Regions from separate parts of the Homo sapiens genome. Here region 2 is linked to region 1. The links are chromatin contacts, found by Hi-C or POLR2A ChIA-PET in ENCODE. All regions are on one chromosome and are shown on one strand. The core of a region is the stretch at or near the end of the contact, and the rest is flanking DNA. Distances in the headings are between cores, read along the strand shown.

Region 1 (6,461 bases), core at 2,120-4,619:
ATATTGTCCCCTCCAAATCTCAGGTTGAATTATAATCTCCAGTGTTGGAGGTGGGGTCTGGTGGGAGGTTTTTGGGTCATGGGGGTGGATCCCTTATGGCTTGGTGCTGTCCTTGTGACAGTGAGTTCCAGAGAGATTGGTTAAGTGTGTGGCATCTCCTCCCTACTCTCTCTCTTGCTCCTGCTCTGGCTATGTGACCCACCCGCTCCCTCTTTTTCTTCCACCATGAGTAAAAGCTCCCTGAGACAGCCCAGAAGACAAGCAGATGACAGCACCATGCTTCCTGTAAAGCCTGCAGAACCATGAGCCAATTAAACCTCTTTTCTTATAAATTACCCAGTCTCAGGTATTTTTTTTATAGCAAGCCAAGAACAACCTAACACCAGAGCTGAGGCGAATCCAAATCTGCCACTTCAATCAATATCTCAGTCATTCTATTTTGGTGAGCAGGAATATAATGCAGATAAGCCAGAGACTGATGTGGCAAGCAAAACACAAAACTCTAGCAACTGAAATGACACAGCAGGGAAGCAAGCAGAGAACAGCAGCAAAGAGTGCAGGAAGGAATGGAGCAGGAGGAGCTGGAATGAAGACTCTAAATTCAGTTGCTGGGAAGGACAGTGAAATGATGAAGAAAAGCACATATTGGGGGGCAGGGTGGGGAAGAGGACAGGAAAGGAAATGTTGAAGGTAGGCAGATGAGGTCACAGAAGCTGGTCATTCATTCACTTGCTAACCTAGTCACTGACCAAATGAGTGCTTATTTAGAATAAAGTGTGGAAGGTTGCCGTGGGACATGACATACAGGGAACAGAAGGGAAAAGAATGTCATGGGTGACTGGTGACTATCCGGGCCAGTGGCACGGGGGTAAGAATTTATCAAGATAGTTGTAGGTAAAGAAAGGCAGGTTTAATAAAGAAAGTATAAAAATATGTTGCAAGAAGGCAACAGGTAGGCCAGCAGAAGAGGAGCTGACTGCCAGGAAACAAAGTCTTGCAGGGCTGGGGATTTTATAGAACTGTGCTTCTGCTGTGTGCTGAAGAGGGCTACGAGCAGTACTGATAACACCAGGGTTACAGGGAGCTCACTTACCCGTGCCTGGTGAGAAGGTGGGTAGAGGACGATTGAGTTATATTCATAGGAGGACTGGTCCTGGTGAAGAAAGGCAAGCCTACATAACTTATCTGCTTCCTCTTTCTGCTTTCCCTCGGTCCCACCAGCCTGACTCCTTTTCCCTAATTAGGACCCCAAAAAGAACAAAGGGATAAGCTGGTTCAAAGAATTATAAGCTCTTTAGACTGGGAAAGTGATTCTGGAGATAACCTCACTCAATTTGTTGATTGCACACACTAGGGAGCTGATGCACAGGTGTGCCCCTCTAGGCAGGATGTAGATAGGAGAGATGGAGCTGTTAGGAGAGGGAGCAATACTGCAGGGCAGGCGGGAATCACAGATGGAAGCAGCACCTGGAATCCAGACCTGTGGGCACTCTGCTGAGCTTCCCAGCCAGGGGATGGGAAGGACCAGGGCAGAGAGGGCCACAAGCCCAGTAAGGCCTTCTATAACCTGGAAGATAGGCAGCCCAAAAGTCGATGGAAGGCACACACCAATGCCATTCCCTAGTGTTTCCACAGGTGAAGGAAAATCGACTCTGTGGATCCTTTACCTACACTGTTTCGGCAGCAGGAAAAGCCCTGACTTTTCTACTCCTCCAAGAGAGCCCAAATCTCAAGGCATGCTAAAGGAACAAGCGAGGAAAATGAGAGGACAGCGAGGAGGAAGGGAAGGAGCAAAGGGAACACTCAAGTGTCTAATTCTTTGCATCTGTAATTAGCTTATTTAATCACCTAATTATGAAATGAAATTGTGCTTTGCCAGTAATTTCGAATTTCGGGACTTAAATGGGAAAAGGTGATATCTTTGCGCCATCTAGTGTTGTGTCTTGAAATGACACACTTCTTGACGTCTCAGCCCAGAGGAGCTGCAGGCAGCCTTACATAACCAGAAATAGCAAGATTAGCCTCTCCTGTTACATAACCGTGAGAAGTGTTTCAAAGCAGAAGATTATGCATTCCTAGCACCAAATGAATCTTCTCGATAGTTAGTAAGATAATCCCTAAATCTAGGGCAAGGCAGCAATTATGATCCTATTATCATCTGGAAGTTCAGGTATAGAAGAGAACTCTAGCAGGGTGCAGTGGCTCATACCTGTGATCCCAGACCTTTGAAAGGCTGAGATGGGAGGATCCCTTGAGCCCAGGAATTCAAGACCACCCTATGCATAGTAAGACCCTATCTCTATAAAAATAAAAAATAAAAATAATTAGCCAGGCATGGTTGTGCATCCCATCTACTCAGGGAGACTGAGCCAGGAGCATCGTTTGAGCCCAGGAGGTCAAGGCTGCAGCGAGCCATGCTCACGCCATTGCACTCCAGGCTGGGCAACAGAGCAAGACCCTATTTCAAAAATAAAAACAAAAAACTTTACTCTTAGTACAATGAGAACTAACATGGCTGAGAATGTAACCTTCTAGAGGTTAACTTTAACAGCAACATGAGATCATTGACAATTACATTATGGACTTAGAAGCTGATGTACAACTAGAGGAAGGAAGGAAAGGAGAGAGAGAAGGAAGGATATTAAATCATGGAATTATATCTGGTGAAAATAAATGAATCATTAAGTAAAATACACTGTCATAGGGCTATTTGATTATAAGAAGCATATTGATCAAATGTATTAAATAGGAAAGTAAAATTATCACTGAAAGTTACTAATTATAACGATCACTCTGTATTTACTATATGCTAGAAGTAGACGCACATTATTCCATTTAATCCTCACAATAGTCCCCTAAGGTAGACACGACCATTATTCAGATATGAAACCTGGGGCTTAAGGAGCTGAATAACCTTGCTCAAGGTCACAGATAGTCACCAAGAGGCAGAACTATGGTGTGAAGCTCGATCTTTCTGATTACAAAACGCTGCTTTTCATTGCTGTGTAATGCTGCCTCTTTCTGTCAGAAATGCTTTAAATTCTTGACCAACTGTAAACCTAAAAGCTGCAGGCCCTCTTTTGGTTTGTAACCTTGAATCTATTTCCTGACATTTTCATTAGAAGAGCGTGATCTATCCAGAGGTAACCATTTAATGCTGCAAAAAGTACAACCTGGCTGAAATGGTCATTTAAAACTCGGAACACACTGGAATCCTGAGGCAAAGGAAGAAAAGTGTGACTTCATGCAGCATTTCCAGATTCCAGGACGCAGAGACCTCCATCTAAGGACCAAGCACCGCTGGCACACGGACCGCGTGAGAAGCAGGTCCCTGCCGATGAGTCTTTCCTGCAGAAACCTCGGCTCCCTGACTTGGTTAAGCAGCAGCCGAACCGCAGCCTCAGCACCAACGTGAGAGGTGCCGAGCCCTCTCCTTCCTTAGCTACTGAGCTGGTTCTTAAGAAGCTTGTTCCTGCTAGTACCTGTCAAGAGCTTCCCAAAACATAAACCAGACGTTGGGGAAAATGTTCTCTCTAGTTGTATTTGGCTTTTCCACAAGCACTCTTTAAACTCAAGCGGCTGAAGTGCTCCCGGCTGAGGAGGATGCTGTTCTGTGCAAACGCCGAGCCATTGATCATGTTCCGGGTTGTCCAACTCTTCAGTTTGAGACAAAAACAAACACGCTTTTACACTAAATAGGCATGAAGGAGGTGGCCAGTGTGGCATTTTTCAGCTCTCCAAAGTATCCCAGGATAGTTTGATTTAGGGCTAACGTGTGTTTTATTGCCACAGTAGTTAAGCTTGCTACCAGAACTCTAATGCAGGGAAATGTTAATTATGTTAATCTACTTCTTTTGGAATTTATAGCTGAATTTATTATGAATTTACTAATAAATTAGTAAATTCAAGTCAGCACAAAAACAAAAGTTTATGTCCTTAATACTCCAGAGCTTATATGGGGGAAGTTGGGGGATGTCGGTGGATATAATTTGCACGTCCAAAAGCTGAAAGTGCAACAGGAGAGGCAGTGCAGTGGCCAGCTTCCCGGGAGCGTTCTTATTGGCATACTGGTGTTTCACTGCACCAGCTGAAGTCAAGAAGGTTTCGGTTTTTATGTTTGTTTGTTTGTTTGTTTGAGACGAAGTCTCGCTCTGTCTCCAGGCTGGAGTGCTGTGGCGCAATCTCGTCTCACTGCAACCTCTGCCTCCCGGATTCAAGCGATTTTCCTGCTTCAGCCTCCTGAGTAGCTGGGACTACAGGTGCCCACCACCACGCCAAGCTAATTTTTGTATTTTTAGTAGAGACGGGGTTTCACCATGTTGGCCAGGATGATCTTGAACTCCTGACCTCGTGATCCACCCGCCTCAGTCTCCCAAAGTGCTGGGATTACAAGCGTGAGCCACCACACTCAGCCTAATTTTTGTATTTTTTTTAGTAGAGACGGGGTTTCACCATGTTGCCCAGGATGGTCTCAATCTCTTAACCTCATGATCTGCCCACCTCGGCCTCCCAAAGTGCTGGGATTACAGGTGTGAGCCACCGCGCCTGGCCCAAGATGGCTTCTTGAAGTGCCCCTGACAGGGTGGCTGTGCGAGAGTCCAGAGACACCGAGTCCCTCTCAGGGCAGAGCACAAGCTGCAGACACCACGTAAGCCAGCCAGAGAGAAAAAAGAGAAGTAACCCAATTTTTAAAAGGAGGAAAGTATTTGAAGATATTTCACAAAGAAAGACATACCAATGATCACATGGAAACATGTTCAATATTAGTCATCAAGGAAATGTACATTAAATCACAATCGACCAGAATGGCTAAACTCTAAAGACCGACAATAACAAGTATGGGCAAAGATGTAGAGTGATTGGAAGGCGCCTACATTTTTGACGGGAGTAAGAAAGGGCATGATTACTTAGCAAAAGGCCTGGCATTCTCTTATACAACTAAAGACGTTCCTACCAGCAATTCCAGTCCTAGGTGTTTACCTAAGAAAATGAAAACCTTTGTTACAAAAAGACTTTCCCAGGAATGTTCACAACAACAACTTTCCTTATAATACACGAAACCTAGAAATAAGACAGGTGATCACTGACAGGAGAGTGGATAACTATAGAATTATACAGGGGAATACTACACAGCAATAGAAAGAAATAAACTGCTGATACAAACGGTAGCATGAACGACTCTCAAAAACATTATGCTGAGTGGAGCCAGGCGCGGTGGCTCACACCTGCAATCCCAGAACTTTGGGAGGCCAAGGTGGGTAGATCGCCTGAGGTCAGGAGTTTGAGACCAGCTTGGCCAGCATGGTGAAACCCCGTCTCTACTGAAAATATAAAAGTTAGCTGGGTGTGGTGGCAGGTGCCTATAATCCCAGCTACTTGGGAGGCTGAGGCAGGAGAATTGCTTGAACCCAGGAGGCAGAGGTTGCAGTGAGCTGAGATCACACCACTGCACTCCAGCCTGGGTGACAGGGGGAGACTCTGTCTAAGAAAAAACAAACAAACAAACAAACAAATACCATTATACTGAGTGAAAGAAGCCACGTAATATATTATTCTATCTATTGGAAATTCCAGAAATAGGCAAAAACTTACCTGTGGTAAAAAAGATATCAGAACAGCAGATGCTTCTGGGAGAAGGTGTCTGGGGAATACTGGCAGGGAATGAGCTAGAGAACTTCCTGGACCAAAGCAATAACGTTTCTATCTCTTCTTTTTTTTTTTTTTTTTGGAGACAGGGTCTCACTCTGTTGTCCATGCTGGAATGCAGTGGTGTGGTCACAGTTCACTGCAGCCTCAACCTCCTGGGTCAAGTGATCCTTCTGCCTCAGTCTCCCAAGTAGCTAGGACCACAAGCATGCACAACCACACCCAGCTAATTTTTGCATTTTTTTGTAGAGACAGGGTTTTGCCATGTTGCCCAGGCTGCGTTCTATATTTTAATGATGTGTTCATTTATCCACATTGATCAAGTGAAAACTTAAGATTTATGCATTTTCATTGCATGTAAATATTATCTAAAAAACACTTTAAACAAATATCCAACTCTACTTAACGATGTGCCTTGGGAAGACTAGGAGTGAAGTATATAGATGTCTGAAATTTACTTTCAAATGCATCAAACAACAAGACGGATTAAGAGAGGGATGGATAGATGGATGATTATGTGGTAAAGCAAATACAGTAAAACGTTAATTGTGCACTTAATCTTAGCCAAACGGCCGAGAAGCGATAAACGTTAATTGTGGAAGCTAAGGAATGGTATGTGGGTGTTCCCTGTACAATTTTTTCAGCTCTTCTATATGGTTGAACTGTTGGAAAATGGTGAATATAAAGAATCTCAGTGAATGTTCTGAAAGAAAGTCAATTTCTTTGTAATTGGATATGTAACTTAGAATGTCATTAATAGAATTTGAAGGACCAAACTCGAAGTTTAAAATAGAGGTGAGATTTTTAAAAAGGAA
Region 2 (6,173 bases), core at 1,901-4,400, 610 kb before region 1:
CTGTCTCGGCCTCCCAAAGTGCTGGGATTGCAGGCGTGAGCCACCGCGCCCAGCTGGCACAGGGATATTTAAAAGTATCCTATGCCCCCATGCCAGTGATTCTAATGTGAATGGTTGAGAACTACTGCTTTAAGACAATCTTTCCAAATTATAATCTTGACAGGTTTAACAATGACAATAAAACATCAACAGTAAAGAACTAGTTTAAGAATGTGACAAGGCACTGAACCTAATATAATACCAGGGAGTCAAGACAATGAGAGGAAACTCATACTGAGGGTGGGATATCAACTGGTGGAATCCTTCAGAGAATATGGCAGTAAGAATCAAAGGTTTATATTCATAGGCTTGATCTAGTGATATGCATTTAGAATCTCAGACTTAGTCTAAGAAAAATCTGAAAAACACACAAAGATTCGGGTACATGGATATTAACCTAACTGCCAACAATAGATTGGTTAAAAAAAATAGGAATATCATATAGCCATAAAAAAATCATGTTTTTGCTGAAAATTAAAAGGCACAGGACAATGCTTACAACTTATAAAGGGAAAAGAGCACTTGCAAAATGGAACTAATCAGTTCTTTACTTGGATCCATATACTGTTTCAGGTAGTTGATGATATATCACAAATGACATGTATCATTGTTTGTGTACACATATATACACACACAGATACACATATTCATACATATATACATACATATATACACACACACACACACGAGAGAAAGAGACAGGAAGGGAGAAAGAGAGCGGGAGATTTCTTTTGGGAAGAGGTTTCAAAAATTTCATGAGACTCTCAAAACATATCTCTCAAACAGGCTGAAGAACCATAGTACACACTAAGACCCCTATTTTGAAATAAATGAATAAGTACTAACATTTACTGAGCTCTTCAAATGTAAAACACAGGCAGGGTGCAGTGGCTCACGCCTGTAATCCCAACACTTTGGGAGGCAGAGGCAGGAGGATCACTTTGAGCCCAGGAGTTAGAGACCAGACTGGGCAACATAGGAAGACCCCCATCTCTACCAAAAAAAAAAAAAAAAATTAGCTGAGTGTGGTGGTCTGCACCTGTAGTCCAGCTACTCGGGAGGTTAAGGTGGGAGGACTGCTTGGGCCGGGGAGGTCAATGCTACAGTGAGCCATGATCACACCACTGCACTCCAGCCTAAGCAACAGAGCAAGATCTTGTCTCCAAAAAACAAAATAAAATAAAACAAAAACATGTAAAAGGCACTATGCTAAACATACATACTTACTCCAATCCTCAGAACAGTATTAAATAGGTACCAATACAGTTTTTCTCATTTTACAAATCCTTTGTCACATTTCTATAAGGGTCACTGTTTTTATTTATTCTAAAATTGTAATCTTTTGAAAGATCATATACCCTTTGTCCCAATTCTACTTCTGAGAATTTATTCTAAGGAAACAATCAAGAAAGTTCAGGACAAATTTAGCTTCATGTTGTCCATTTATTCTACCGTTGTTCATCACAGAAAAATAAATGGAAACCACTTAAATAGCTATTAATAAGAAATCAGTTAAATAAAGAATACTACCAAACAAACTAGTATGTACCCATTTAAATAAAAAATATTTAAAGATACTGAAGATAAAAGTTAGACAGGAAAGAACAAATTTTAACTCTGCTACTTACTGTACAATTTTACACAATTTAACTTATCACTTAAGTCTGTTTCTCTTCTGTAAAACTGGAAAAATACACAACTTCCCAGGGTTGTTATGAAGATTCCACAAGACATCATTCATAAAAGCACTAGTCTTCCTAGACTTCCGAATTAGCTGAGATACTCTCTGAAGAAATAATACTGAGGCTGAGATCTGAAGGGTGAGTGAAGGTGCAATAGCCCATTCCAGGCAGGGCCATCGATGAGTGAAGATCTGCTTAAAAGACCACTTAGGTGACTACCCCAGATGGATAGATCTCAAGGCCAAGGATGGTAAGAGTGGCGACAGTGACAACAGACAGACATTTAGAAGTAGCATCTATAGGACTTGATTATTGACTGCATGTCGGGGAGTTGAGAAGAGGGAGATGTCAAGGATGATTTCCAGGTTTTGGGCAGGCACAACAGGATGTATGGTGGTGCCATCTACAGAGTTGGGGGTTCCTGGAGGAAGAGCAGGTGTGGGCTGTGGGGAAGTGGAAATGCTCAGTTTGGAACTTGCTGAGCTTGAAATACATATGAGCTATCCAAGTGGAGGCACGGTTAGCAGATTTGTGGGTCTGGAGCTCAGAAGAAAGGTCTAACTTAGAGATAAAATTTTAGGAGAACGCATAGGGTGTAAAGCGTCCCTGAAGAGCACCACCATTTAGGATAGGGATTGGAGAACCTTGCTGAGCAATGAGACAGGAGAGAAACCAGGGGAGGGAAATACCACGGGAACTAGGGGAATATAATATCCGAAGAAAGTTGCGCCTGTCCCAGGTTAAGCCCTTCTTGCAAGGCTTCAAAAACGCCGAAGTCTCTCAAAATACTTTCACACAGAGAAGTAGCAGGGGGTGCGTGTCCAAGGTGGCCGAGGCGGGGTGCACACTTGTGTAGGGCACTTTCCCCCCGGCCCAGCGCGGAGACAGGCGAACTGGAGAGCCGCCCTGCCCACGCAGCTCGCAGCTGCCATCTTGGACCCCGGCAGGACCAGCTCCTTTCAGGCGCTGTGAAGCCCGCTCGTGGCGGCTGCCAAAGTCCGGGGAAAAACACAGGGGTCGGTGACGAGCAGAGATACTCACCATGTCCGCGACGTGGCGGTGACACGGGCGCTGACGCCTGCCCAAAAGTTCCGGGGGCCGGCCCTGAAGTGGTGTCACCGCACGGCCCAGGGGCGGGGCCCGGGCGGACCAACTACAACTCCCGACATGCTCGGCGGCATGACGTCACGGAGCGTACCACACCGCAGTCCCTCGCGGACGGCGAGGCGGGGCGGGTAGCCGAAGACTTATGTTTGGTAAATTCTATTAGTTAAGTCTTTTCTGTCCTACAGAAGCTCACACATCCTTCTGTGTGTTCTTCGATGCGGATTCGAATCTCCTCGTATCCTCCCACAGCGTGCTTGGAATGGATTCTCCCGTACCCGGGGCAACACATCACACAATAAACGCCAGCTGTGGTGGAACGTGCAGAGGCGCTGCGCAGCCCAGGCGTGTCGCGCGCTTGGGAACCCTCGCCGCTCCCGCAGCGCAGTTAACGTGGACAAGCTGGGGCAACCTGGACGAGCTGGGGCAACCTGATCTCGGCTGTCGGAGTGGGTGTCCTCAAGAAAGGTGACTTGGTCCTCGCGGACGCCAGGTGTTGCCCCTTAGATACCTGCCACCTCCCAGCCTCCGTTTCCTCTCTGGGAAACAGACTCCTCATCACCTCCTCCAGTTTTCTGCCCCTTCTTCACCTCTCCTGACGCTCCATCCGTACCTTTTGCAAGGGAACGTGCCATAATTCGGCTATGCTCTATTTTCTTGTCTAATAGATTGTAAGCTCCTTGCGGGCAGCATCTATGCCTTCTTAAATCTGTTTCTAGTTTCTACCAGCAAGCTTGCCCCGAAGGGGATTGCAGAATATCTGTTAAATAAGTGAATGAATAATTTTGTAAATGTTGCTCAATAAGAGTTAAGTAGTGGCGGGCCGGGCGCGGTGGCTGACGCCTGTAATCCCAGCACTTTGGGAGGCCAAGGCAGACGCATCACCTGCGCTCACGAGTTCGAGGCCAGCCTGGGCAAAATGGTGAAACCCCTGTCTCTACTAAAAATACCAAAAAAAAAAAAAAAAAAAAAAAAAAAAAAAAAAAATAGCCGGGCATGGTGGCGGGTGCTTGTAGTCCCAGCTACTCGGGAGGCTGAGACAGGAGAATCGCTTGAACCCGGGAGGCGGAGGCTGCAGAGAGCCAAGACAGCTCCACTGCACTCCTAGCCTGGGCAACAGAGAGAGACTCCGTCTCAAAAAAAAAAAAAAATTAATAAGAAAAAAGTTAAGTGATGGGAAAGTTCTAGGCAAGAATTTCTTCCCTCCCTCCTCCCTGGCTCGCTTGTGTGCCGGGAGCTGCGCAGATGCGGGGATACCGTGAGAGGGAGGAACCTGTCTCAGCTCCTGCCCTTGTGCCGTGGAGCTTTGAAATATAAGGTAAATGAAAGTACTAAATCTTGACTGAAGTTTGGTTTTAAAGCATCTCTGATTAATGGAAGAGGTAGGATGTGGGGAAGGGCGTTGTATTTAGTTATGTTTCAGTTTAAAATGAATCTTCACTTGCCCCTTTGGTGTTACGTATTAGCAATGATTCATGCTCAGGTGAGCCAGTTTCAGGCAGGCTTGCAGAGAGGCACTCAAACAGCTTGCTTTAAATTTAAGGTAAAAGGCCGGGCGCGGTGGCTCACGCCTGAAATCCCAGCACTTTAGGAGGCCGAGGCAGGTGAATCACTTGAGGTCAGGAGTTTGAGACCAGCCTGACCAACATGGTGAAACCCCGTTTCTACTAAAAATACAAAAATCAGCCGGGCGTGGTGGCAGGTGCCCGTAGTCCCAGCTACCTGGGAGGCTGCGGCAGGAGAATTCCTTGAACCCAGGAGGCGGAGGTTGCAGTGAGCTGAGATAGCGCCTCTGCATTCCAGCCTGGGCGACAGAGCGAGACTCCATCTTAATAAGCAAAGAAATAAATAAATTTAAGGTAAAAGGTTCTTACCAGCCGGGCGCGGTGGCCCACTCCTGTAATCCCAGCACTTTGGGAAGCCGAGGCAGGTGGATCACCTGAGGTCAGGAGTTCAAGACCAGCCTGGCCAACATGGTGAAACCCCGTCTCTACTAAAAAATACAAAGTTAGCTGGGCGTGGTGGCAGACGCCTGTAATCCCAGCTACTTGGGAGGCTGAGGCAGAAGAATCGCTTGAACCTGGGAAGCGGAGGTTGCAGTGAGCCGAGATCGCGCTATTGCACTCCATCCTGGGCTACAAGAGCGAAACTCTGTCTCAAAAAAAAAAAAAAAATGGTTCTTACTTTGGATTACAAACTGTGAGGACTAACCCAATGTTTGTTTTCTTCACTTATGTATGCCCAGTGCTTAGCTCATAATTGGTGCTTTAAAAACTTTAGAATGGGATAGAGGTAAGTATTCTTAGCTCCTTGGGCCTCTTCCTTTTTAAAAATAACATGTCTACTATTAGAAATTAATTTCTGGCCGGGCGCGGTGGCTCATGCCTGTAATCCCAGCGCTTTGGGAGGCCGAGGTGGGTGGATCACTTGAGGCCAGGAGTTCGAGACCAGCCTGGCCAACATAGTTAAACCCTGTCTCTACTAAAAATACAAAAACAGCTGGGCATGGTGGCGCGTGTCTGTAATCCAGCTACTCAGGTGGCTGAGGCAGGAGAATCGCTTGAACCTGGGAGGCGGAGGTTATAGTGAGCCAAGAACATGCCACTGCACTCCAGCCTGGGACTGTCTAAAAAAAAAAAAAACAACAACAACAACAAAAAAAAAAGAGACTCTGTCTTAAAACAATTAATTTCTAAATAAAGAGTTGCATGTTTAATATTTCACCTTTGTTTGAAGTGGTCATTTCCAAAGAAAGCTCAGAGTTGAAGTATACCTGTTAACAAATACTCAGAATTCATTGTAGAATTTTTGTTTTTGTTCTCGTTTTTATCTTGCCTAAATAATTGTTCTCTTCCCCATTCCCTTTATAATTTTGCCAGTGACACACTTATTATGTTTATTTAAACTTGAAAAAAACCTCAAGAGTTGTAGGGTAATACCTCAATGTGTTGTACATCCTGAAAAGCTGTTATATTTTCAACATAAGGGACAATGCAGGATGCTGAAATCATTGTATTTAAACTGTAAAAATGTCTGCCTTATATAATTATGATTTTAAAATCTACCCTGAACTTCTCAAAAGAAGGATTTGTTTATAATACACCGTACAGTAATAATTTTATCATTTCCAACAGATAAATGGCAGTGTAATCGATGAGATCTTGTACATTCCTTTGTAATTTGTGAGCACTTCATACGGAGAGTCAAGGGGGAGGGCTCATCTGGAGAATTTTGAATCCCAGTATTCTCCCCCACCCCGCAGAGTAGGTTCTTTCCCCATGGAGTATGAGGCTATTGTTTTGTAGTAAACCTTAAACTCTCAGACTGAAAGTAATTAGAACTGGAAAT

What was found. Hi-C counts contacts between places; a loop is a spot of excess contacts on that map. ChIA-PET counts read pairs that join two places held with the same protein, here RNA polymerase II (POLR2A). Pooled maps may share reads with other maps.
Region 2: a map of endothelial cell of umbilical vein shows a loop between it and region 1 (19-fold over the local background). The contact joins the promoter of CFAP96 here to the enhancer-like site in region 1. A Hi-C loop is called at or near these places in 4 of 168 maps with a recorded cell type or tissue (chondrocyte, endothelial cell of umbilical vein, posterior cingulate gyrus and 1 more), 1 of 37 single-sample maps with no recorded cell type and 14 of 50 pooled maps. POLR2A ChIA-PET finds 5 or more read pairs at or near these places in 2 of 52 experiments (A673 and Panc1).

The regions. Positions count from the first base shown.
Region 1 is chr4:186,036,415-186,042,875 of GRCh38, forward strand. No RefSeq gene overlaps it. Among named protein-coding and RNA genes, the nearest start is that of TLR3, 30 kb to the right of the region's middle. Within about 2 kb of position 3,370, at least 5 of the 41 ENCODE cell types and tissues checked have a DNase peak (open chromatin) inside an H3K27ac peak, as active enhancers do.
Region 2 is chr4:185,423,104-185,429,276 of GRCh38, forward strand. It overlaps CFAP96 (cilia and flagella associated protein 96), which reads left to right and starts at 3,151. Exons shown (of 8, transcript NM_001114357.3): 1 at 3,151-3,293. It overlaps UFSP2 (UFM1 specific peptidase 2), which reads right to left and starts at 2,861. Exons shown (of 12, transcript NM_018359.5): 1 at 2,763-2,861. The coding sequence starts at 2,765. RefSeq lists enhancers at 2,625-2,734, 2,805-3,164.